Regions from separate parts of the Mus musculus genome. Here all the other regions are linked to region 1. A link is a loop called in an ENCODE intact Hi-C map of the cell type or tissue named here. Cell type or tissue: gastrocnemius. All regions are shown on one strand.

What was found. Hi-C counts contacts between places; a loop is a spot of excess contacts. Peaks named below come from ENCODE experiments on the same cell type or tissue, not always from the same donor. Only the 100,000 strongest peaks of a DNase experiment are listed, where the experiment ranks them.
Region 2: a loop joins it to region 1, with 2.2 times the contacts of the local background. A loop is called at or near these places in 4 of 42 quality-filtered maps.
Region 3: it touches region 1 in a loop (3-fold over the local background); 5 of 42 quality-filtered maps call a loop at or near these places.

The regions. Positions count from the first base shown.
Region 1 is chr3:88,696,412-88,704,411 of GRCm38, forward strand. Khdc4 (KH domain containing 4, pre-mRNA splicing factor) reads left to right here. Exons shown (of 14, transcript NM_028814.4): 7 at 154-365; 8 at 2,438-2,498; 9 at 3,540-3,597; 10 at 3,850-4,103. Among named protein-coding and RNA genes, the nearest start is that of Khdc4, 15 kb to the left of the region's middle. In gastrocnemius, no CTCF peak of the experiment used is centred here; a DNase peak (open chromatin) is centred at 4,015.
Region 2 is chr3:89,028,082-89,036,081 of GRCm38, forward strand. It overlaps Ash1l (ASH1 like histone lysine methyltransferase), which reads left to right. Exons shown (of 27, transcript NM_138679.5): 7 at 5,178-5,251; 8 at 7,136-7,181; 9 at 7,292-7,400. Among named protein-coding and RNA genes, the nearest start is that of Gm24403, 17 kb to the right of the region's middle. In gastrocnemius, a CTCF peak has its summit at 3,024 (motif pointing right); no DNase peak of the experiment used is centred here.
Region 3 is chr3:89,061,920-89,069,919 of GRCm38, forward strand. Ash1l (ASH1 like histone lysine methyltransferase) reads left to right here. Exons shown (of 27, transcript NM_138679.5): 17 at 1,732-1,786; 18 at 1,867-1,999; 19 at 4,253-4,501; 20 at 5,236-5,322; 21 at 7,068-7,158. Among named protein-coding and RNA genes, the nearest start is that of Gm24403, 17 kb to the left of the region's middle. In gastrocnemius, no CTCF peak of the experiment used is centred here; no DNase peak of the experiment used is centred here.

The DNA of each region.
Region 1 (8,000 bases):
CAAATCTTGGAGATTATGGTAGAAATTTTCAAGGATCCATGTGGAAGTGTCCTAAGTGTGTAGAGGGTTTTGCTACTTTGTAGAATAATTTTTTTACAAGATTATTTCACATTGTTTTTCTCTTACTAATCAAAATACTCTGTTCCCTTACAGATGCATTATGTTCAAGATAAACTATTTGTGGGTCTAGAACATGCGGTGCCCACTTTTAATGTTAAAGAGAAAGTAGAAGGTCCAGGCTGCTCTTATTTGCAACACATTCAAATTGAAACTGGTGCCAAAGTCTTTCTACGAGGGAAAGGCTCAGGCTGCATTGAGCCAGCGTCAGGCCGAGAGGCTTTTGAACCCATGTATATTTATATCAGGTATGGCTAAAAGCAGAGGACATTGAAATCTGTCTTAGTAATTATAGGCTGGAATAGTTCATTGAAAAAAAAGTGAGAAAATATGTTAATAATGTGAAACCTGATGTGCTTAGCCTGTGATCCTTGCATGCAAATGTGGGACTGGAGAATCAGGGTTCCAAGGTCATTTATAGCTGGATTTCGCTACCTTGTGGGTTTTTCTTATTTCTACTCTTTATCTCCCCCCCCCCCTTATATCGCCTAACAGTAGATAGGAGAGAAACACAGGGAGAGAGAAGAGTTCTCTAAATCTAAAGTCTTTCCTTTTGTTTCTTTGGCACACTAGTAGCACACTAATCAACCTCTTCCTAAAGGACCAACAACCACCGCCCCCTGCCTGTCAGGGCTCTCGAATTTATTTACCCTCTGAAAAGTTCTCAGAGTTCTAAATCTCACAGTCACAGAAAATGTCGACAACTGGCAAAACCAAGCCTCTGCTAGAGCACGAGGCAAGTCAGTCAGTTGCTTCAGACTGTCCGAAGAAGCCCTGTATCCCCACACCTGGGATTAAACCAAAACACATTTTTATAATATTTCTGTGTTTTTTAAAGAGCCCATAATTCCAGAGTTGTCACTACAGTTGTCCTTGTGTTCATAATGATTATGAGGCCTGCATAGGTCTCTTGAGACTACCTGAAAAAAAAAAACAACCTAAAACCTACATGAGGAATTAAGAAACATAGGGAGGGTAATATGAGTTATAGGAGCTGGGGAGATGGTTTCCCAGCAGTGAGCATTTGCTATTATTTCAGAGGACATGAGTTGTATTTCCAACACTCAAATGGCATTAAACCAGTCTGTAACTCCAGACCCAGGCCATCCAACATCCACTTTTTCCCCCTTGGGCCCATTTAATACACAGTGGCAAAATACCTATGTACATAAAGTACAAATAAGGGGAAAGCATTTTAACAATGAAATTTTAAAGGCTGCATTAGAAGAGCTAGTTGTGGCTTTAGCATTCAAGTCTTTAGGTTGTTTTAGTCTATGATTATTAAGTGTGGTCCTGAGGTTTGAATCTAGGGATTCCATAAGTGAGGCAAGCACTCTTGCTGTTCTACCCCTCAGACCATGCCTATGACACTGATTTAAACCTGATGTTGCTGTGTTTGCTGGGGATGAAGGGGGTGGGGGTGGGGGAATAGTATTTTCAAGACAGGCTCTCTGGCTGGCCTCAAATTCAGAGATCCACCTGCATCTGTCTCCTGAGTGCTAGGCTAAAGGCATCTATCACCACACCTGGCTTATGGTATTTTGTTTGAGTTTTTGGACAGGGTCTCTTATAGACTATAGTGATCTTGAATTCATTGTGTAGTCCAGGGTGACCTTGAATTTCTGATCTTCTTGTCTCTACCCCCATGTGCTGAGATTACAAGTGGCACCAGCATTAGTTTCTCTCTACTTCCTCCTCTCTTTGTTTTATTTGTATGTGTTTAAATGTTTGCCACCACATATGTATGTAAACTGTGTGTGTATACTGTGTGTAGGAAGCGGCCAGAAGAGGACACTGAGTCACCTGTGACTGGAGTTAGGGGTGGTTTTAAGGTACCATCTAGGTGGTGGGAATCAAATCTTCCCCTGGAAGAGCAATAACTGCTCTTAATTGCTGAACCATTTCTCCAGTACTCCCATTGTCTCTTTATGTCAAAAGAAGCATTATCCAGAGAATTGGTGCTATGAAATATTTGTAGCAGTGGTATATTAGTTTTAACCTAAAAGACTTATGTTGCTAGTGGGGATTGGGTAGGGAATGACAAATCCCTTTTATCCTAGCAAATGGGGAGACAGGCAGGTGGATCTTTGTGTTTGAGGCCAGCCTAATTTACACATTTCTAGGATAGCCAGAGCTACATAGTGATTGATACCCTGTCTCAGCCACAAAAACAAAGCTGGCCTATCTTATGTTCCCATTTAAATGATTTCAGAGTGCTAGATTTGAACTGTAATGAATATACCAAAGTAAGTGTGTACATTAGCATAAAATAAGACTCTGACTTTGCTCTTTTGATTTTGTGGTTTATTCTTATTTGTAGTCATCCCAAACCTGAAGGCCTGGCTGCTGCCAAGAAGCTCTGCGAGAATCTCTTACAAACAGTGAGTTTGCTGGGGTTGAAACCAGGGTCTAGGTATACAGCCGTGTAATCTAGCAGTGACCTATAACTGGACTGGACTTTGACATGGCCTTTAAAAAGTAAATTAAGATATAGGCTGGGCAATGGTGGTACACGCCTTTAATCACAGCACTCCGGAGGCAGAGGCAGTCGGATCTCTGAGTTCGAAGCCAGCCTGGTCTACAGAATGAGTTCCAGGACAGCCAAGGCTACACAGAGAAAGCTTGTCTCAAAAACAAAACAAAGCAAAACAAAACAAAAAGATATGTTATAATTGTATTAGCTTCAGTGAGCTCTCTGCAACACATGATGTGAGAGAGTAGATCAACATTACATGCAGTAATGCTGACTGTGGCTAATTGCATATGAACTTGACATAATCTAGGGTCATCAGAGAGAGCAAGCCTCAGTTGAGAAAATGCCTCTCTAAGATTGGCTATAGGCAACCTTTAGTATATTTTCTATTATTATTACTAAATTATGTATATTCTGATCAAAGCTTCTCCCCTCCCCTCCCCTCCCTTCCCATGGATATCAGCCAGCCTTGGAATACCAAGTTTCAGGAACACTAGGGGCATCTACTACTGAGGCAGACAGTGGAGCCCAGATAGGGGAAAAGGGTCTAAAGGCAAGTAGTGTAGTCGGAGACAGACTGCTTTTCCTACATGAGGACCCAGCTGAACAAGTGATACACATATCCATCCATCCATGTGCTCTAGTTGGCAGTTCAGTCTCTGTGATGCATCCTGTAGGTTTCCTTGTAGTCTCTTTGGCCCCTTGCCTCCTTCCAGTCCTTCCCCTTTTCCACAGGATTCCCCAGCCTCGTCTTAATGTTGGGCTGTGGGTCTTGGAATGACTTTGTGCTCCAGATTGAGTAGTTTGGTTGTTTAGAATTGTGCTTCCTGCTGATGTGTAGAATTTACATACAGCTTAGTAGTCCCTTTAACTCATTGAATCAGGGTATCAGCAGAAATCTGTCACTTGGGACTGGTCTTTATTAACTGTGTTTTGCCCATTTTTCTAGGTTCATGCTGAGTATTCTAGATTTGTGAATCAAATTAATACTGCTGTACCATTACCAGGTGTGTATGGCTTGAAATGTTGATACTGATAATTACGTTACTGATAATTAAGGTACTGATAATTACGGTTAAGTGTGATCAGTGAGGCTAGACTACTTGTGCCAGGGAACTGGTGGTGGTCCTTTCAGCTTAGGGTAATTAGGAAAGCCATTCTTAACCGTGGTGTTTATCTTCCTAGGTGTTGTTTAATAATCAGGTAAAATGTTTCATTCTGCTGCAGCTGATTAAACGCTTTTTTTCTTCCCCCCTCAGGCTATACACAACCCTCTGCTATAAGTAGTATCCCTCCTCAACCACCATATTATCCATCCAATGGCTATCAGTCTGGTTACCCTGTTGTTCCCCCTCCTCAGCAGCCAGTTCAGCCTCCCTACGGAGTACCAAGCATAGTGCCACCAGCTGTTTCATTGGCACCTGGAGTCTTGCCAGCATTACCTACTGGGGTCCCACCTGTGCCAACACAGTATCCGATAACACAAGTGCAACCTCCAGCCAGCACTGGACAGGTAGGATGCCGGGATATGTAATATGCTATTGCTGAACTTAGGAAAAAACTGAGGGAAGGGTGCTTCCTAGACATTAGTCCTATTCTGTCTTTTTGCCCTGCTGCCTTCTGTGTCCTTATACTAACTCACTGAGGACATTGGGATAATATGTCCTCTCATTTCCACAGATTTTAATTGGTTTCACATGTCTTATCCCTAATTAGCTATATCAAGTGGGGACATTGGCAGACTTTCTATAAAGCACTCAATGACAAATGGTCTAGACTGTGGGGGTCTACAGCCTCTGTCATAGTACTCTTGTTGTTGTAAAAAAGCTGTAGAAAACACCTAATGAATGTGATTGTATTCTTTAATTATGATGTGAGTGGCAAGTTAGTGTTAGTTCCCTGTTCTTAGCTTTGTGGTCTAAGGTTCTCAAAGGCAAAGAGGACGGCATACAGCACACATCTCTTAGTCATTGGAACTGAACAGGTCTTCTCTTTTTAATGTATATTTGTGTGTATATGTATGTACACGTACACATATACATACATGTGTACATACATACATACACACACATGTATGCACCACATGTTTATCTGTGCTGTGGTAGGTATAAGAGGGGTCAGATCCCCTAAATATGGAGTTGATTTTAGTTGTAGTTTCTGGAAACTAAACATGGGGTCACTGAAAGAGCACCAAGTGCTCTGAACCATTGAGCCATCTCTAGCTCATGTTTATTTTTTATTATATGGATTGATGTGCGTATGTATGCCACCATGTAGGTGAGGAGGTCACAGAACAATGTACAAGAGTAGAAGTGGGTTCTTTCTCTCCTTCAGTCATATGAGCTCCAGACCAAGTTCCAGAGTCAAACTTAGGTCATCAGATGTGGTGACAAGTGCCTTTCCCCCTGGGGACACTTTATGATTTTGTTATTTGAAGTGTTCTTATATAATCCATGCTGACCTTAAATGCCTGAAATTCCTGTCTTCACCTCCCACGTGCTAGAATGACACATCTGACACTGCTCAGCTCTGAGCGCTCTATTCTCAGCAGTAAACATTTCAGGGACTGTCAAGTACCTATCAATGAAGTATGAAGACTTAAGTTTGCACCCAAATTTAAAAAAAATCTGGATGTAGGACTGGGCATGGTAGTCCATACCTTTAGTCCCAGCACTTGTAGCAAAGGCTACATAGTGAAACTCTGCCTCAAAAATTAAAAAATTAAAAAAAAAAAAAAGTAAATCTGGGTGTGGTGGCATGTGTTTATGGTATTAATGGTGGAAGACAGAGACAGGTTGATCCTGGGCCCTCTCGACAGTTTAGCTTGATTTGGGAGTTTCAGGTTAGCAAGAGACTGCATGCCAAAAAACACTACAAAAACCAAAACAAAACCAAACAGCTCGAGGCATGAGAGATGGCTTTCAGTTCTTGCAGAGGACCTGGTGTTGGTTCCCAGACCCATATTAATTAGGCTTCCACAGCCTCCTGTAATTCCAGTTCCAGGGTATTGTCAACCTCTTCTGATCTGTGTATCGGGCTCAAGGGTAGGATTTCCTATGTGCATACAGGATGCTGTAGGAGCTGTGACTATCCTGGGACTTTTTTTTTTTTTTTGTAGACCAAGTTGGTCTTAAACTCACGGAGATCAGTCTACTTCTGCCTCTGAGTCCTGGATTTAAAGCTTTGAGTGTGCCACTCCAAACAGTTGTAGAGTGCAGTCTGCAGAAACCAGGATTGTTAAACAAGCAGGCTTTCCTCTTCAGTGGGAGGAATATGCATGTTGCCTGTTTTCTATCCAGAAGGCTGTGAATGAAAGTGTTACTACCTAATACCTAATGCTATTTGATGGAGCCAGTCTTCACTTGAACCCCCCAAATCCTGAGCAATGCTCTTGAGTCAGTAGAACCCAAAGCTTTATTGTGATAATTGCCATCTGGAAATTTTTCTTCAAAGATTGATTGTGTTTAAATTTGTGACTTGTTGTAGACTGTTAAAGATAGTTAAGGCATGCAAGGTAAGAGACCTTACAAATGCTCAAACGTTTCACTGTGCTCAGAACTATGCTTACAGCCATCAAAATATAGCTGTTTTACTTTGACTTCTACAATCATGAGCTTAATTAAAAGCAAGAAACGAAGTCAGGGACAGTTAAGAGATGGTCCTCAAAAATCCTCAGAAATAATGTTTCATGTGACATTTTAACTGTTTATGGTTAATGCAAACTAACTATAGCTTTGTCAGTTGAACAGCACCAGCCTTAACAAAATGAGAAATTTTATATTTATTACTAAGATTTTATTTTTAAAATTCATATTTTTAGGAAATAAAATCTTTAATGATAAAAATGTAAATAGGCTTAAGATGAAAATTTTAAAAAAGAGTAAATTAAAATCTAAAAGTAATACATTTCTCAAATTCCTTTGGAGGCCAAAGGGGGTAAGCATTCAGTAGAAATTTTATTATTTGAACATTTTCTCCTAAAATAACTTTTTAGTACAGGCTAAAATCTGTTACACCAACCATGTAAGCTTTCCAACAAATTCTTCCTCCATGAAACTGTTAGGCCTTGACATTTTTTACACTTTTATTTCATTTACCCTATCATCTGGATATATACTTTAATGCTTGCATAGAAAGCTCAATCATTTTCTCCTTAAGGACCTATGATTATTTCTCAGGTACTTCTAAAAAACCTGTCACCTAGTAAAAAGATCTTTTTGAGCTCAAAATTAAAATGTCCTTAATTTTGAAACTCTCGAGTTTAGGGGCAGGGGAATTGAAGACAGGGTTTCTCTGTGTAGCCTGAGCTGTCCTGGAGTTCACTTTGTAGACCAGGCTGGCCTCGAACTCAGAGATCCCTGTACATATACCTCCCAAATGCTGGAATTAAATGCATTCACCACCACTGCCCAGTAAAAATCCCAGATCTTAATTTAATAAAGCCAGAAGTTTAAATCTTTAAAAATGAATGACCATTGTTAATGCTTTATGTTTTTCACTTTCGTCCTGGCCCTTCATCTGCCTGATAGATGATCAGATTCTGGTGAGGGAGGTGATCAGTAGACTTCAGCAAAGCCTCTTTGTTACAGCCACTCTGCTGTATAGTGTACCGGCATTATTTTAGTCCAAGCTTCTAGTGCATAATTAGTAATAAATGGATATTAGCTTGACATCTGAAACTATCTATGGCTGTCTATGTCCAGGATTTTTTTCTATTATCAGGTATATAGAAATTTGAATTAAGATTTACTAAAGTTGGGCTGGAGAAATGGCTCAGTGGTTAAGGGCACTGACTACTCTTCCAGAGGTCCTGAGTTCAATCACCAGCAACCACATGGTGGCTCACAGCCATATGTAATAGAATCTGATGCCCTCTTCTGGTACAGTGTATTCATAAATAAAAAGAAAATAATTTTAAAAAATTACTAAAGCCATACACAATGCCTTTATCTACGCATATTGGTGGGCTCCTATAAAGATATCAATATGTCATATAGGGAATTGTACGTTTTCCTTCTATGACTCATTACAACTAAAAATGATAATGGTCCAACTTGTACTAGCAAATAAATGATTTAATAAGCTTACAGTTGGGTGGTGGTGTGACACACTTTTAATCCCAGTGCTTGGGAGGCAGTGGCAGGCAGATCTCCAGTATGAGCGCAGCCTGGTCTACACAGTAAGTTCCAGGACAGGCAAGGCAACACAGAGAAACCTGTCTCCAGAAAACAGGAAGAAGTTTTTATAAAGTATTACTCAGTTTACTGAAATCATCTTACAGTCTACAGGATAAAGCTATTATTGAATACCATGAATACTTAATTGGCAAATTTTTAAATATTAAAAAGGTGTATGTGGCTGCACCCATGTATATCCCCACATACTGTGCTATATTTCATTATGCTAAGTT
Region 2 (8,000 bases), 330 kb after region 1:
ATCCCAGTACTTGGGAGGCAGAGGCAGGCAGATTTCTGAGTTCGAGGCTAGCCTGGTCTACAGAGTGAGTTCCAGGACAGCCAGGGCTATACAGAGAAACCCTGTCTTGAAAAAAAAAAAAAACCTAAAAAATAAAAATAAATAAATAAAAGTCAGTTTCTAGTCAGGAATGGCGCATGCCTTTTATTCTAGCTGTTGGGAAGAAGAGGCAAGTGGGTATCTGTGAAGTCAAAGCCAGCGAGTGCTATATAGTGTAACTTCATCTCAAAAAAGAAAAGAATAAAGTCAGTTTCTTTACCTATGAATTAAAAAAAAAAAAACAGTTTACATATTTCCAACATTAACAGCACATTCCTGTTTTAAGAGGAAAGAATTTAAGCATAACAAGGAACAATCAAACAAGCAAATAAAATCTAGCAGAGTAAAAACTAAGTCTTATAACTCCTTATCTGTCATTTGGGGCTCATGGGCAGAGCCAACTCCTCATCTTTACTATAGCACCTATTGGGATTCTTTTCTAGACTAGCTCCGTTCCATGCCCACTCCTCTGCATACTGAATATTCCATGGTCCAGGTATTTCCAATTTTCCTGGAACCTCCATTTCAATTTAGGCTTTGCCTTCACAGCTTGAAGCACTGGCCCTCCAGTGCCCCCTTGCAAGAATGCCAACCCTACTGCACATTCCCTGGCCACAGCTACTCTCTGAAATCACACAGAAAACTCCATGACTCCTTAAGTCTTTCTTACTTTCTTACCAGCAAATTGACAACAGTGCATAAGTCTTCTAGCTACTTGACATCTCGCCTGGCCCCCTTGTGCCAGCTTTTGTCAGCTTTTATGTGCCATCCTTAGGTACCTGCTTTTTGTTTAAGTTTGGTTGTTGTTGTTATTATTATGTCTGAGAATTTTTTTCTACACTTGTCTGTGCACTCAGTGAATGACCTATAAAGGCCAGAAGATGTCAGATTTCCCTAGTACTAAGGCAGCTACAGATGATTGTGAGCTACCATGTGATTGCTGAGAATCGAACTAGGGTCTTCTGCCAGTGGTCTCAACCACTAAGACATCAGTTTTTTGCTGCATTTCAACATATATATGTCCTGTGGGTGCGGGCATGCATGTGTGTGCTGTGTATGTTTGTGTGAAGGAAGTTCATCCTACAGCATGTATATGGAGGTCAAAGGATAACTTTGTCAAGTTGGTTATCTCTTTCCACATTTATATTAGCTCCAGGGATCAAACTCTGGTCATCGAGTTTACACAACAAGTACTTAGACCTATATAAGCCATCTTACCTGCTCTGGGCCAATGCTTTGGAGGAGGACAAGGAATTCCTTCAGCAGTTGTCTGTTTCATTGTAGGCAGCCTTCCTTCAAATGAGCTCGCATCTTCTCAAGATGTAGCCTCTGGGCAGGTGCATTTTACCCTCAGGACACCTCCTGTTGTCCCAGTGCAACTGCACAGCTTCCCACAGTGGTGCCATACTCTGGACCAATTGTAGTTGCTTGAGAAACACCAGCCTGAATTCCCTCCTGTCTTGAAATTTCCTCTGCCAAGCAGTTTATTCTACTATTTAACTCAACTTTTTCAGATTCTCAGATTAGAAAGAATTAAGGCAGATTCTTGACGGAACATTACATAAATGGTCCTTTTCTTATGGATTCCTTGATCCACTCTTAAACCTTATGAACTAGGCCTCTACTTAAAACTTTCTCTCAGTATTCTGTCTTCAAAGTTCCCACCTGAATAAGTAAACTCTGCTCCAGCATGCCAGGGCTCGTCTACAGTCCAGCCAGATAGTAGTTCTAATGTCTGAGAACCACACCATCGGGGATATCACAGTAGCTGCCCCTCTCAAGTACCAGGGTTTTTGTGGTTTTGATTTTTTGTTTTGTTGTTTTTCACTGAGTTTCAAAAGTGATTGGTTGGCCATTTCTGGCTCTTTAACTGTTCATAGTTTCCCCTTACTTTCCTTTTCCCTCCACAGCAGCAGTTTGCAACTTCTGGGTCTCAGCTCATTTGAGGGTCACATATCAGATATTCCACATATCAGATATTTATGTTATGAGCCATAATAGTAGCAAAATTATAGTTAAGAAGTAGCAATGAAACAATTTTATAGTTGGGGTCACCACAACATGAGAAACTGTATTACAGGTCTCAGCATCAGGAAGTGTGAGAACCACTGCTCTACAGTCTATAACAGTAGTAATATCTACTGTATTCGGCCCTGCAAAGAAGTCTACAGTACCTTTTATTGCAACGTATAGGTAATCCTTTCAAATGAACGATATCCTTATTTACTATAGTGAAGATTTGACCTACAAGCTCTTCACGAGGACAATCACATCTCCGTTTTTTACTTTTAATTATTTACTTATATTCTGTGTATGCCTATGTGGGTTTATGTGAGCCACTTGTATAAGGTGCCTGTGGAAATCAAAGATTATCAGATCTCCTGAAACTTATAGAAGATTTTATAACACCTGATAATGGTGCTTGGAGCCAAACCTGCATCTTCTGGAAGAACAATAAGTGTTCTTAACTGCTGAGCCATCTTTATCTCCCAAACAGTGATAGTCTATGACCATTGTTTTTCCTTTGTTTTGAGGTAGGGACTCACACTGCAGTTCTGGTTGTCCTGGAATTCAGTAGGAATCTGACTGCCTCTGCCTCCGAAGAGCTGAGATTAAAAGGCTTGTGTACCACAACCATTGCTAATTTAAGATACTTCCCCTCACCTCTAGTCCTTGAACATCTAGGGCTTCACTGTCTGACTCCATTTCAGCTGAGCCATCACTGCTCTGCTTTCCATCTCATTCTGAGAGCAATTGTACTCTGTTCTGGCTACTGAAGGCTTTGCCACCTGCGTAAACGTTGAACACTTGTTGCAAGCGCAAGAATTCAGTCCTCAAGCTTGGTGAGGTAGCCATCATCTAGTTCATAGCCTAATTTTTTTTAACTTGATTTATTTAAAATATGAATGCTCTGCTGCATATACATCCTCAGGCCAGAAGAGGGCATCAGATCCCATTATGGATGGTTGTGAGCCACCATGTGGTTGCTGGGAATTAAACTCAGGACCTCTGGAAGAGTAGTTAGTGCTCTTAACCGCTGAGCCATCTCTCCAGCCCAGTACATTTCTTTAGATTCTTGGAAGCAAATCATTGGAGCGCAGTCAGAGCTCTTGACTGCTGAGCCCCTCATCTCCTAATTTTTAATGGCTCAGTTCATACTCAGTTGTGGTGAAAGGTCTTTCATGTAGGTAATTTTAGCACTGACAGTCACACAGACCTTTTTTTTTTTTCTCAGTTGTCATCATTGCATGCATTAGACAAAGAGGAATGTGAGTATTGCTAGGAATGCCTCGAGTCAGTCCTGGTATCTTGATCCTAGGAAAATGTTAGATGGGACCTGTGATCAGAGTTCTGGTTTGAAGGTCAATTGGCATACATGTGAATGAATCCTTACCTATAAGGAAAAACTTTTTCTTAAAGAAGTTCAAAACCTTTCTGTTTAATCTTTGTATTTTCTAGAGAAAACATGTATTGCAGGCAAAAAATAGAATAAACTGTTCTCATAAAAAGTTTGTTCTCTGTGTCTCAAAAAAAAAAAAAAAAAAAAAAAAAAAAACAGACAAACAAAAGAGTAATACCACGCATGGTGGCTCTTGCCCTTAATCCCAGCAGTGTATGCGGTTCAAAGCCAACCTGGTCTACATAGTAAGTTCCTGTACAGTCAGGAATACATACAGGAACAAGACTCAGTTCCCTTCTCTAAGGATCAGTCTAGACTATTACATTTGTTTTCTTTCAGTATTAAGAGTCTGCAGAAGCTGGGTGGTGGTGGTGGTAGTGCACATCTTTAATCCCAGCACTCAGGAGGTAGAGGCATAAAGATCTCTGTGAGTTTCAGGACAGCCAGGACTACACAAGAGGAACTCTGTCTCCAAAAGAAAAAAAGAGAGAGAAAGGAAGGAAAAAAAAGAAGTGAAAAAAGAAAATAATAGTTCAAGGTGCAGGAAAATGTTACTAGCATCTTAAATCTATTTATATATACTTTTTCCCTACCTTGAGTAGCCTGGCCTCAAACTCAAGGAGCTCTGCCTGCCCCTGCCTCTGCCTCCTCAGTGCTGTGACTAAAGTGGGGTGTTTGTGTCTATATGTGAGTATATTACGTGTTCAGCAGCCAGAAAGGGATGTCAGATTCTCTGAAGCTGGAGTTACATATAATTGTATGGGTGCTCAGATCCAAGTTCAGGAGCTTTAGAGACTAGTATGCAGTCTTAAGCCTGAGCCCTTTCTTCATATATATAATATGTCAGAGGCCATCGTTCAGGAGCTGCTTCTCCTTCCACCATGAATTTGAGATCCAGGCTCAAGGTATTTTACCTGCTGAGCCATTTCATGGGTGACATGTATTCTTCAGTTATGTAAATTCAAGTATGCCCCTTTTCTTTTGTTTATTTTTTATTATTTAATTTTGTATGTGGGAATATATGTTTCACAGTGCTGCATGAAAGCAAAAGAGCAATCGTAGAAGTTCAGTTTCTTTCTTCCAGCATGTTTGCTCCAGGGATAGAATTCAGTTAGTCAAGCTTGATAGCAGATAACTTTTTATCCATGAGCCAGCCTGGGTTTCTGTACCCTTCCCCCTTTAGTATTTTTAGATTTTTGTTGTTGTTACGTGTATGAGTGTATTTTTTTTAAAGACTTATTTATTTATTATATGTAAGTACATCATAGCTGTCTTCAGACATTCCAGAAGACGGTGTCAGAGCTCATTACAGATGGTTGTGAGCCACCATGTGGTTGCTTGGGATTTAAGCTCAAGACCTTCGGAAGAGCAGTCGGTGCTCTTAACTGCTGAGCCATCTCTCCAGCCCCGTGTATGAGTGTATTACCTACATGAATTTATGTGCATTCTGGTGTACCTACTGCCTGCAGAGGTCAGAAGAGGGCATCAGGTCCCTCTGACAGATGCCCTGTCCTCCACAAGAGCAGCAAGAGCTCTTGACCCCTGACCTTCTCGTCAGCCCTTAGCCCCTTTGTAGCATTTATCTGATTTTTTTAGAGGTGATAAGTTTAAAATATATTTTGTGTGTGACTATTTGCTCTCTTTGTATGGACTGCGTATCAGAGTAGTTGTTGAAATTGACAGTGTCTTTTAATTTCAGGAAAGTATCTCAGACAGAAGAGAATTGACTTCCAGCTTCCCTATGATATTCTCTGGCAGTGGAAACACAATCAGGTACAAAGGGTTTTACCAGGTTTTCTTTTTAAATGATAAGGGTTAGGGAATAGGAAGGAAAAGTTTGTTTCCTCTGGTTCCATGTGATGAAATCTTAGAATATATTGGGAACCGTCCTTATAAAAGGTTAGAGACTAAGAAAAATGAATTTGTGTACATATTTAATGTGCAAAGCCTTTATTCACACTTCAGAATTACCGTAAGTTCCTGTTTCAATGGGCAACCTTTTGTTCTTATTGCTTTGGTAGCAAAGAGTTTGCGCTATAAGAATTCTATTTCGGGGCTGGTGAGATAGATGGCTCAGTGGGTAAGAGCACCCGACTGCTCTTCCAAAGGTCTGAAGTTCAAATCCCAGCAACCACATGGTGGCTCACATACACCCGTAATGAGATCTGATGCCCTCTTCTGGTGCGTCTGAAGACAGCTACAGTGTACTTACATGTAATAAATAAGCAAATAAATAAATAAATAAATAAATAAATAAATAAATAAATAAAAGTGTTTGTGCACCAAAAAGAAAAAGAATTCTATTTCATGCAGGTCTTAGGAGAATGTAGATGAACTGCCAACAACACTTAAAAAAGAATCCTCAGGCCTTAAATTTAGTTAAAGGTTCAAGGCCCTATTTTTACAACAACCATAGGGGGATAGGAGTATTCATACCAATGAAATAAATAGCAGATTTTTCAGCTTAGCTAAAATACTGTCAAAGTTATCCTTGGGTGTAGTGGTGACAGCTCCTCATGCAGTCAGGAGGCAGAGGCAGAGGTTTCTGTGAGCTCCAGGCCAACTAGAGCTACATAGCCTCCAAACAAAAGTTAACGCTGGAAAACCAAAGCCAGTTCAGTCTCCTCTGCCTCCTCTTCTCTGATGGTCTCTGAATTCTTAAAGAGTATTAATACGGGGGGAGGGGAAGGGGTATAGAGATGAAATATAAAAGAGTGGATTATTGTATCTCCTTTTAGACTAGAAAGCAACAACAAGTCTCAAATGTAGAGAGAATCTCTTGTGTACTGTATGGAAGTGTCACCTGTCAATAAAAAGCTGATGGCCCATTAGCTGAGGCAGGAAATAGAGGGTGGGACAGAGAGAGAGAAGAATCTGGAAAAGAATCAAGATGGAGAGATTCATCCCTGACTGTGAGGAAGACAGGCACACGAAACTGTGACAGCCGAGAGGCCAGTTTACTCTTCCTATCTTCATACAATTGCTTATAAACAAACGTTACATGTGTTTGGGGTTACAGGGTTTTGTGCTTTGGGGGAGGGGTCATGCTGAGGCTTGAGCATGCATGCTGCCTTTACGTTACCTGTGCTTCCAACCCCTTCCCTTGTCATAGGAGCAAATAGAATCTTAAGTTATGCAAGTGAATAATAGCTTTGGTCTTCAGAGTGCTTTTTTAGATTGTTATCCAGCAACAAAAGAAAAAAATTGAAAGTGCATTGCTGTAAGTCAGATGTTCTTAAACACACCTGTAATCCCATCACTCGGGAAGGGACACATAAGAGCCAAAAGTTTACATACAAAACGTCAGGTAATCCAAGGCTGGAGATGGTGGCTCAAAAGATTATGTCACTTTTTGTAAACCAGTTAGTACTTATTAATTCTAATTCTCTGTCACCCTTTATTTATGAGGATGAAATAAAAAAGATCACTCTGTATTTTCCTCAGTCATAGTCAGGTCAGAAAATCTCAGAAGTATTTACTGTGTGGCTTACATTAAGCTCACAGTGACCTCCTACCCAAGGGTTATAGAGGGGGCCATTATACCCAGCAGCCTGCAGATATTGTTGTATGAACAGAAGACATTTCCTGTATTTCTAGGAATTGATGCCACACTGTCATTTGAAGCAAAATGCTTTATCAATATTTTTTTTCTTCTAGCTATACAAAAAGCCAGATGTCCCCCTGTATAAAAAAATCCGTTCAAGTGAGTAACTTAGATGTTTTTTCCACCTTCAAAACATCAATGTTCCTCCTGTCTTGACACTTGAAAGCTAATTCTGTATGTTCAAAAACTTTTATTTTCTATCTTCTAAGATGTCTATGTTGATGTCAAACCACTTTCTGGTTATGAGGCTACCACCTGTAATTGTAAGAAGCCAGATGACGACACCAGGAAGGGCTGTGGGGATGACTGCCTAAATAGGTACTGTAACTGACTTCTCTAAAGCTACATTCTGAGGACTGTGTATGTGTTCAATATGACCTTTCCCTCCTCTCCATAGAGTACACTGATACTAGCAGACTGAAAACAGTGTCAGAAAGAATCTTGTGTACCTAAATTTAAAATCTTCTTACTATTGAAGAGACGTAGGAATGGTCAATTTTGTGCTACCTTCCCCTGGGGGAAGTTTCCGAGGATGATATGAGATGTTGTAACCTACTAATATGCAAAATATTTTCTGTTTATTTTGTTAGTTGATTTTTGTTTACTTTCTTGAGACATGATTGCTCTGTGTGGCAGCCCTGGTTGTGCTGGAACTTTCTTTGTAGACTAGGCTGGCCTGAAACTTGTGAGATCTGCCTGACTCTACCTCCCAAGTTCAGGGATAAAAGGTGCCACCATCACATGGTTAACAAGCAAGGTGTTAAGTGCCTTCCTAGCTTTCAACATTTGATAGGGACAGTCCAAAGGAAAGGCACTCTATCCAAGGAAAGCTATGCTAAGAAACTATTAGCATGTGTAAGCATACACATGGTCAGTGGTCACTGATGCTGTGACAGGGTAAGAATATCATCAGAAGCA
Region 3 (8,000 bases), 370 kb after region 1:
TAGTGACAGGGTCTCAGTGTGTCTCTGGAAGGTGGAGCTTCCCTTTCTCCCACGCCCAGTTGGTCTGACTCACATGGAGGGAGCTACTCTCAGGTCACTGCTTTCCGTCACTGCACAGGACACCATCAGAAATGAGATCGCAAATGAGAAAAGTCCCTCACTGAATGCTATGTGTATCAACATAACTGAATGAAAAAAATTAAATTCTAGAAAATATTTACTAAATTACTTCTTATTTGGAATTCAGTCAAATCCACACCAACAGAAATATCAATTACAAACAATTATGAGAGGCTGTGGATGTGGAAATCTTTTTGTTGTAAAAAGATTTATCATCCCAGTGCACGTAGGTGGTGCACTTTCATGCCCATCAAAACAAATAAATATTTAAAATAAAGAAATGCTGGAGAGATGGCTCATTGGTTAAGAGCACTCACTGTCTGTTCTTCAGAGGAACCAGGTTCAATTCCCACCACCCACATAGCACTGTCTGTAATTCCAGTTGCATGGGATCTGCAACCTCACACAGATAAATATGAAAGCAAAACACCAGTACATACAAATTAAAGAAGATTTGTCACCCTATAACAGGATTAGTACAAGAATGAGAAACTCAAATTTCTCTTTGCTTGCATAGTCCTTTAAAGCTAGCAGGCATATGAGCAGAAGCAAGAATGTTCCCTAAATACCCTAGCTATTTCAATAGTTACAGCTCACATTCTTCATGAGAAACTATTTTTATTTACTATCACTGTGTTATATTTTAAATATGCACTATATCCGTCATAATCCTCAATTTTTAAATTATTGTTTGTTATTGGGGGTTAGGTTTTTGACTGTCAAGCCTCAGAATAGTTACTTTTCCCCACTCCAAGTTTCAGTGTGGAGTTTTCTAGTTTTTTTAGTTCAAAGACCTTTAGGATCTAGAACAATGGCTTAGTATTATTAAGAGTACTGTGTGTTCCTATAGAGAATACAGGTTGAATCCCCAGCCTGTATGATGGCTCACAGCTGCCAGTGATTGGCATTCAGTTATCTGGTCCTCTCTGGTCTCTAGAGGCACCATGCACACGTGTGGTACACAAACGTACATACAGCTAAAACACCCATACACATAAAATGTTATTTTTCAAGTACACTGTGCTGCTGGGGAGGTGACTGAATGGTGCAGAACACTGGCTGTCTTTGACAAGACTCAGGTTCAATTCCCAGCACCCACATGGCATTGCATCACACATGTGGAGCACCGCATATATGTGCGGACATGAAGCTAGGCAAACACTCATTTACATAAAAATAATTAGTATCTCCACAAAGAAAAGAGAGGGTGTTCATAGGCTGGAGCCGCCCACTGCATGTACAGGCTCTCAGTTCTATCCCCAGCACCCCTTTAAAAAAGGATTTTTTTTTTCTTCTTTGAAACAGTGTAAGCCAGCCAAACTGTCAACATCGTCAGCCTCTGGAGTTCTGGGATTACAGGCAGGGACCATCACGGTTAGCCAAGAAAAATAAAAGTTTAATAAAAGAATGCAAGCAAGCTGTGCTGGTAGACAGTAAGTCCAGGTACCCTTTTCACCATGTGCTGTAGAGCAGCTAAACTACAGAGCACACCCTCCATCTCAAGTGATAGCAAGAGAGAGAGAGAGGGAGAGAGACAGACAGACAGACATTGAGACTGAGGTTCCCCCTTGTCTTTTAAACACGTGTACTAAACCTTGTGTTCTTCTGCAGATTCTTCCCAGCAAACCCTTGCAGCTCCACTTTTGAATCTTCCCCCAAAGAAAAAGTACGTGTACTTTTCTGACAGCCTTGTAGAGCTCAGAAAAGAAGCCAGTGCACCAACTAACGGCTTGCTCTGTGTTCCAGAAATGCTGACTATTATGAGAAGATCTCTGACCCCCTGGATCTCAGCACCATAGAGAAGCAGATCCTCATTGGGTATTACAAAACAGTGGAGGCTTTCGATGCTGACATGCTTAAGGTCTTTCGGAATGCTGAGGTATTTACTCACTTAATATACAAATGTAAGAAATCTGCTCGGATGAGATTTATTTTATCTACTCTTGGGAAAGGCAGTAATTTTCTTTTCATTACTACATTTGTTTATTTGGTTTAATTGTGTACGTTGTGTAGTGTTGAGTTTAGCTACACCACTTTGTGCTCCCAGCGGGTCACACTCCCAGCCACCTGCCAGAGCCCTCTGGATTCGAGAATGAAACACACACACGCACACACACACACAACCACACATCAATTAAATTTGACTTACTGTGACTACCTCAAATGCTGGGCACTCTTAAACCTTCGGCCAGCAAATGCAAATGCTCCCCTCCGGTATTTCTGAGACTCCTGAACCTTCCCCTGCTACCTTAGGCCCAGTCACAGAAGTGGCCAGTGACTACTTACCAGAATTCTCACATGGCTGGTTGGCTCCTGCAGCTCCTCCTTCTCCCCCAGTCATAGCAATTGACCTTCCTCACTTCTAGTTCCTAGGCCACACAAATCCAAAGGTCCTGCCTCAGTCTACCTGCCCAACCATTGGCCATTGGCTCTTTATTGATTGATGATAAACCAATTGGAGACAAGGACCTTTGGTGTTTAGACACACAGATTCCCGATTTTGGGGGCTGGATTAATTCAAAGCTAAATTAGAGCACATCCGTAGCAATGTTGTATGTATATATATATATATACATGTCATAACATGCATGTGAAGGCCTAAGTTCTGTCCTCCTGGCTTATGGGTCCCTAGGGTCAAAGTCAGGTTGTCAGAATTAGCAGCAAGTACCTTTACTTGGTGAGCCATCTCATCAGCCTGACAGTAATTTTATTTTTTCTATCAGTGTATATAATCAAAAATATTCTGGGGGGAAAAAAAGTCAGGCATGGTGGTACACGCCTTTAATCTCAGCACTTGGGAGGCAGAGACAGGCGAATTTCTGAGTTTGAGGCCAGCCTGGTCTACAGAGTGAGTTCCAGGACAGCCAGAGCTACACAGAGAAACCCTATCTCAAAAAACCAAAAATAAATAAATAAATAAATAAATAAATAAATAAAATTATTCTGACCAAGTATAGTGGTATATATCTTTAATTTCAGCACTTGGGAGACAGATGTAGATAGGATGAGTTCAAAGGCAGCCTGGTCTACATAGAGTTCCTTCCATTGAACCCATCTTGGACGAGTGGCAGGTGGTTTCTCGGTTAGCAAGATAGCTCTTCAGGTAAAAGTTCTTACTATGCAATTCTAGCAACCTGAATTTATTCCCAGAGCTCACAGTGTAATAATGTTGGAAGAGGGGATTTTACTCTGCTAGGTCATTATCTGACCTCTGTATGCATGCCATGGCATGTATATGCCCACATGGCAATAATAATTTTTTAATCAAAAATTCGTTCAGTCAGTAAAAGTACTCAGTATTGTACAAGCATGATGACGTAAGTTATCTCAAAACATGTATGAAATTACCAGGTAAGGCCGGATGTAGAGTCACACATCTTTAATCTCAGTCCATGCACCAGCACAAAACATTCTGCAGTGGATGATTGAGTCATTTCTCAGAAACAGTATAATCTTTGTAAACCCCTAATTTTGCCCTGAACTTTTATATTATGTAAATATTTTACCAATGTATTGTGTGTCTGGCATTGCTTTGTTCATGAAAATAAGTATATATGAAGCCAAGCTTAGTGAGTCATTCCTGAAATCACTTAAGCCTGAAGCAAGAAGGTAAGGTCAAGTTTTAGCCCATACCAGACTGTATAAGAAGACCCTGCCTCCAAAAACAAGCCTAGAGTATTACTGTGTAGTAACCAGGAAAGGAAATGCTCTGGTGTAAAGAGAGGCTGAAAGACAGAATAAGAAAGGGTCTTAAAGAGGTAAGAGATTACTGAGTGGCGATCTTGAATTACAGCATAGTTTCTGTTAACCCAGCTCCCACAGACATTTACTATGTGCTCCAAGCATTTGCAAGACAAAGGTAAATGGAAAATTTCTACAACACATTATGCTTGCAACATTAATTAAAATTTAATGATCACTGTGTATTTGATCTTATGGGATAGTAAGGCTCTTGACAGAATATCAATAACAAAGCAATAGAGAAAAACGAAACATATAAATTCTAATTTTAATTCATTATAGTTCAATTTGTTAGCCAAAATGGAATAATAAAGAAAATCATGCTGCCTCTGCAGGTTTATTTTTAAACCAAAAGGAGAAAAGCAAAAATGATTTCTTTTGTTTTCTTCAGAAGTACTATGGGCGTAAATCCCCAATTGGGAGAGATGTTTGCCGCTTACGAAAGGCCTATTACAGCGCCCGGCATGAAGCTTCGGCTCAGATCGATGAGATTGTGGGAGAAACGGCCAGTGAGGCCGACAGCAGCGAGACCTCAGTCTCCGAGAAGGAGAGCGGGCACGAGAAGGATGATGATGTTATCCGCTGCATCTGCGGCCTCTATAAAGATGAAGGCCTCATGATCCAGTGTGACAAGTGCATGGTGAGTGCCAGGGCGCGGCGCAGGGGCTTAGGCCAGCGTCTGTTTGTCCTCTACTGTTCACCATACTGCCTTCCTCCTCCTTTATCTTCCATTTGCAACAACTTCCTTTCCTCTTCCTTCTGCCCACTTTAACTACGTTTCTCACAAAAGCTGCACATAGAAGGGTAGCATTTGACCTTGTGCTTTCCCTTGAAGTCATGAAGTGGCACACGGTGTAACGCATGGAAGCAGGCAGGTTCAGTGCATATAAGTTTGTCCACAGAGGGCTCCTACTGCAAGACTCGGCCTGAACTCAGTGTGTAGTGTCCTCCATTCCTGTACGCTTGTTGTTTGGTATGATAATGGAGCTGTGAACAGTATGTCTGGTTATTGAGAGGATAACGCCAAGTAAACCCAAGAGGCAATCTTTACGGGAATAAAGACAGTCCCAGTGGCTGCAGCATAAATAGTGTTACATCACAAGTGATAATTTAGTAGTATATTCATCTTCATTTTTCCTCCTCACCTCCCATTTTGTTTGTCCAGATCTATATATTAAAATTGATTTTTATAATTATATTCAAACATTGTGTTTTCCTCTTATTTTTCTCATTTATTTCTAATTCAGTCATAACCTTCTGGTATAATTCCTCTTTTACCTTGCCCTGTCTGCTGCTTTATTGATATCACCAGTATTATTAGTTCTCAGGACTTGTCTAAGTGTAAGTGCCTTGTCAAGTGTGCCTGTCTCATAGGTGTGGCAGCACTGCGACTGCATGGGTGTGAACACGGATGTGGAGCACTACCTTTGTGAGCAGTGTGACCCTCGGCCTGTGGACAGGGTAAGCTGAACCATAGTTAAGAAATAAAATACTTCAGATCCATGAAAGAAATAGTACTGTATAGAGCCAGGCAGTAGTGGCACATACCTTAATCTCAGCACTCTGAAGACAGGCAGGCTGATCCCTGAGGTGAAGGCTAGCCTGGTCTTCAGAGCTAGTTCCAAGATAGCAGGGCCTACTACACAGAGAAACCATCTGGAGGGTGGAGGGGTAGAAGGTGGAGGTGGTTACTATATAAAATTGAGATTCATTTTGTTTTATTCTATTTTTGAAGTAGAAGCTCACAGTGTAGCCCAGACTAGCTCCAAATTCACCATCTTCTTTCCTTAACCTCTCAGTGGTAGAGATAGAGTTCTAAGTGCCATTTCTATCAGGTAGTGTTTTGTTGAAAACAACCCTTGTGGGCTAGAGAGATGGCTCAGCGGTTAAGAGCACTGACTGCTCTTCCAAAGGTCCTGAGTTCAAATCCCAGCATCTACATGGTGGCTCACAACTATCTTTAATGAGATCTGACACCCTCTTCTAGTGTATCTGAAGACAGCTACAGTGTACTTACATATAATAAATAAATAAATCTTTGAAAGGAAGGAAGAAGAGAAAAGAAAAAGAAAAGAAAAAACAACAACCTTTGCCCTCAGTCTTACTTACTGAAGTAAGAGTCAGTGACTTGACCAAGTTGGGTGGGTTCTTAGCGAGGTCCTGCTGTATTTGTGTATATGATCTTAGGCTGCTAGATTGGCTCTGTGGTTAAAAGCTCTTGCTACTAAGCCTCTCAACTTGAGTCCAATCCCAGATCCACAAGGTAGAAAGAGAGAACTGCTATTGTCCTCTGACTCCACGCGTGTGCCATGCCAAGCAAGTGCCCTCACACACATGCATGTACAGAAACAGTAAGTGTGTATGTATGATCTTGATTAAGTCACCCCCATAACATAAAGGATTTAGGCAACATTTCTTTTTTTTGTTTTGGTGGGGGGAGGTTTTGTTTGTTTTTGGGGGGTTTTTTTGTTTGTTTGTTCATTTTGTTTTGTTTTCTTTTTTGGTTTTTTTTTTTTTTGGTTTTTTTTTGTTGTTGTTGTTTTTTCAAAACAGGGTTTCTCTGTGTGGCCCTGGCTATTCTGGAACTTACTCTGTAGACCAGGCTGGCCTCAAACTCAGAAATCTGCCTGCCTCTGCCTCCCGAGTGCTGGGATTAAAGGTGTGCGCCACCAGTACCCATCCTTTTTTTGGTTTTTCGAGACAGGGTTTCTCTGTGTAGCCCTGGCTGTCCTGAAGCACACTCTGTAGACCAGGCTGGCCTCAAACTCAGAAACCTGTCTTAGGCAGCATTTCTTAACCATAGTGATGTTGTCATATTACACTGGAAAATTTACTGTGAGGGATGCACTTTAGAGTTTGGCTTCCCTGGCCTTGAACAGTACACACCTGTTCCAGGTGGGCTCCAGACAAAACTGTCATGAGAAGTCCCCATTGCACACATTTTCAGATGCTGCTGAGATTTCACAACAGTCTCAGAACTAATGCATCATAGAGCATCGTCTCAGACACTGGACTTGTCAGCCTTGTCATCTACTTTAATTTCTCTGCATTTAAAGACTAGAGGTTTCCATCTTTTTTATACATGTATGGTATAAAAAATGACTTTTTAAAGTATTGGATCGGAAATTTTAATTCTTTTCCTCTCTTGGATTGAGATCATTAGGCCAAATGTAATACTTTCCCCATTGACTTTCTGCTCTTATCAGGAGGTACCCATGATCCCTAGGCCCCACTATGCCCAGCCCGGCTGTGTCTACTTCATCTGTTTACTCCGAGATGACTTGCTGCTTCGTCAGGGTAAGGAAAAGGGCTCAAACTCCTCCCGCATCCCGTCCCCCCACCCCCCCCCATTTCGTGTGCGTGCTTGTGTGTGTGTGTGTGCGCGCGCGCGCGCGTGCGTGTGTGCACTTTGCATGCTTAGGATTGCCTGCCTGGGCTTGTGGAAGGATCTGTTGTTTACTTCGGCAAGGGAAGGTTACTGTAGGCTATAACCCTGAGCACATGACTCTACCCCACTTCTAGCAACCATTGTCAGTAGCTCTTCAGTAATGGTTGGGCCTTATGAGTCCCTTCCTTTGATTTGATAGCTTTCGTTTGGGAGGAGGGAGAAGGTGTTATTGTTGTTGGTTGTATCTTGTTATTACTGGGTTTTGGTATTTCAGACTTTAGCTCAGGCCAGGCCTCAAACTCCCAGGTGTCCTCCTGCCCCAACCTCCCAAGTTCTGGAATGAGAGGCATCAGCTCCTCTGCCTGACTTACACTAGTTTCCTGTTACTTACTTTCTGTTTGCTGGGATGCTGATTGATCCAAAGCTTCAAGTATGTAGGTCGAGTAACCTAGAACTGAGCTGTACCCAAAGTCCTTATAGTAGCGTTAAACCTAGTTGGCCAGGTATAGTGGCACAATATCATTAATCCCATCTGGAGGCAGAGAAGGGTAGATCTCTGAATTTGAGGTTAGCCTGGTCTACTTAGTGAGTTCCAGGCCAGCCATAGCTACATAGTAAGACCTGTCTCAAAGGCAAGATAAAAAATATATATATACTGATAAACCTAGTTAAAAGACACAGAAAGTACAAAAAAATAAAGAGATCATCTATAATTCTCAGTGTAGAATTAAAAATAGTTGTCCTTTGATCC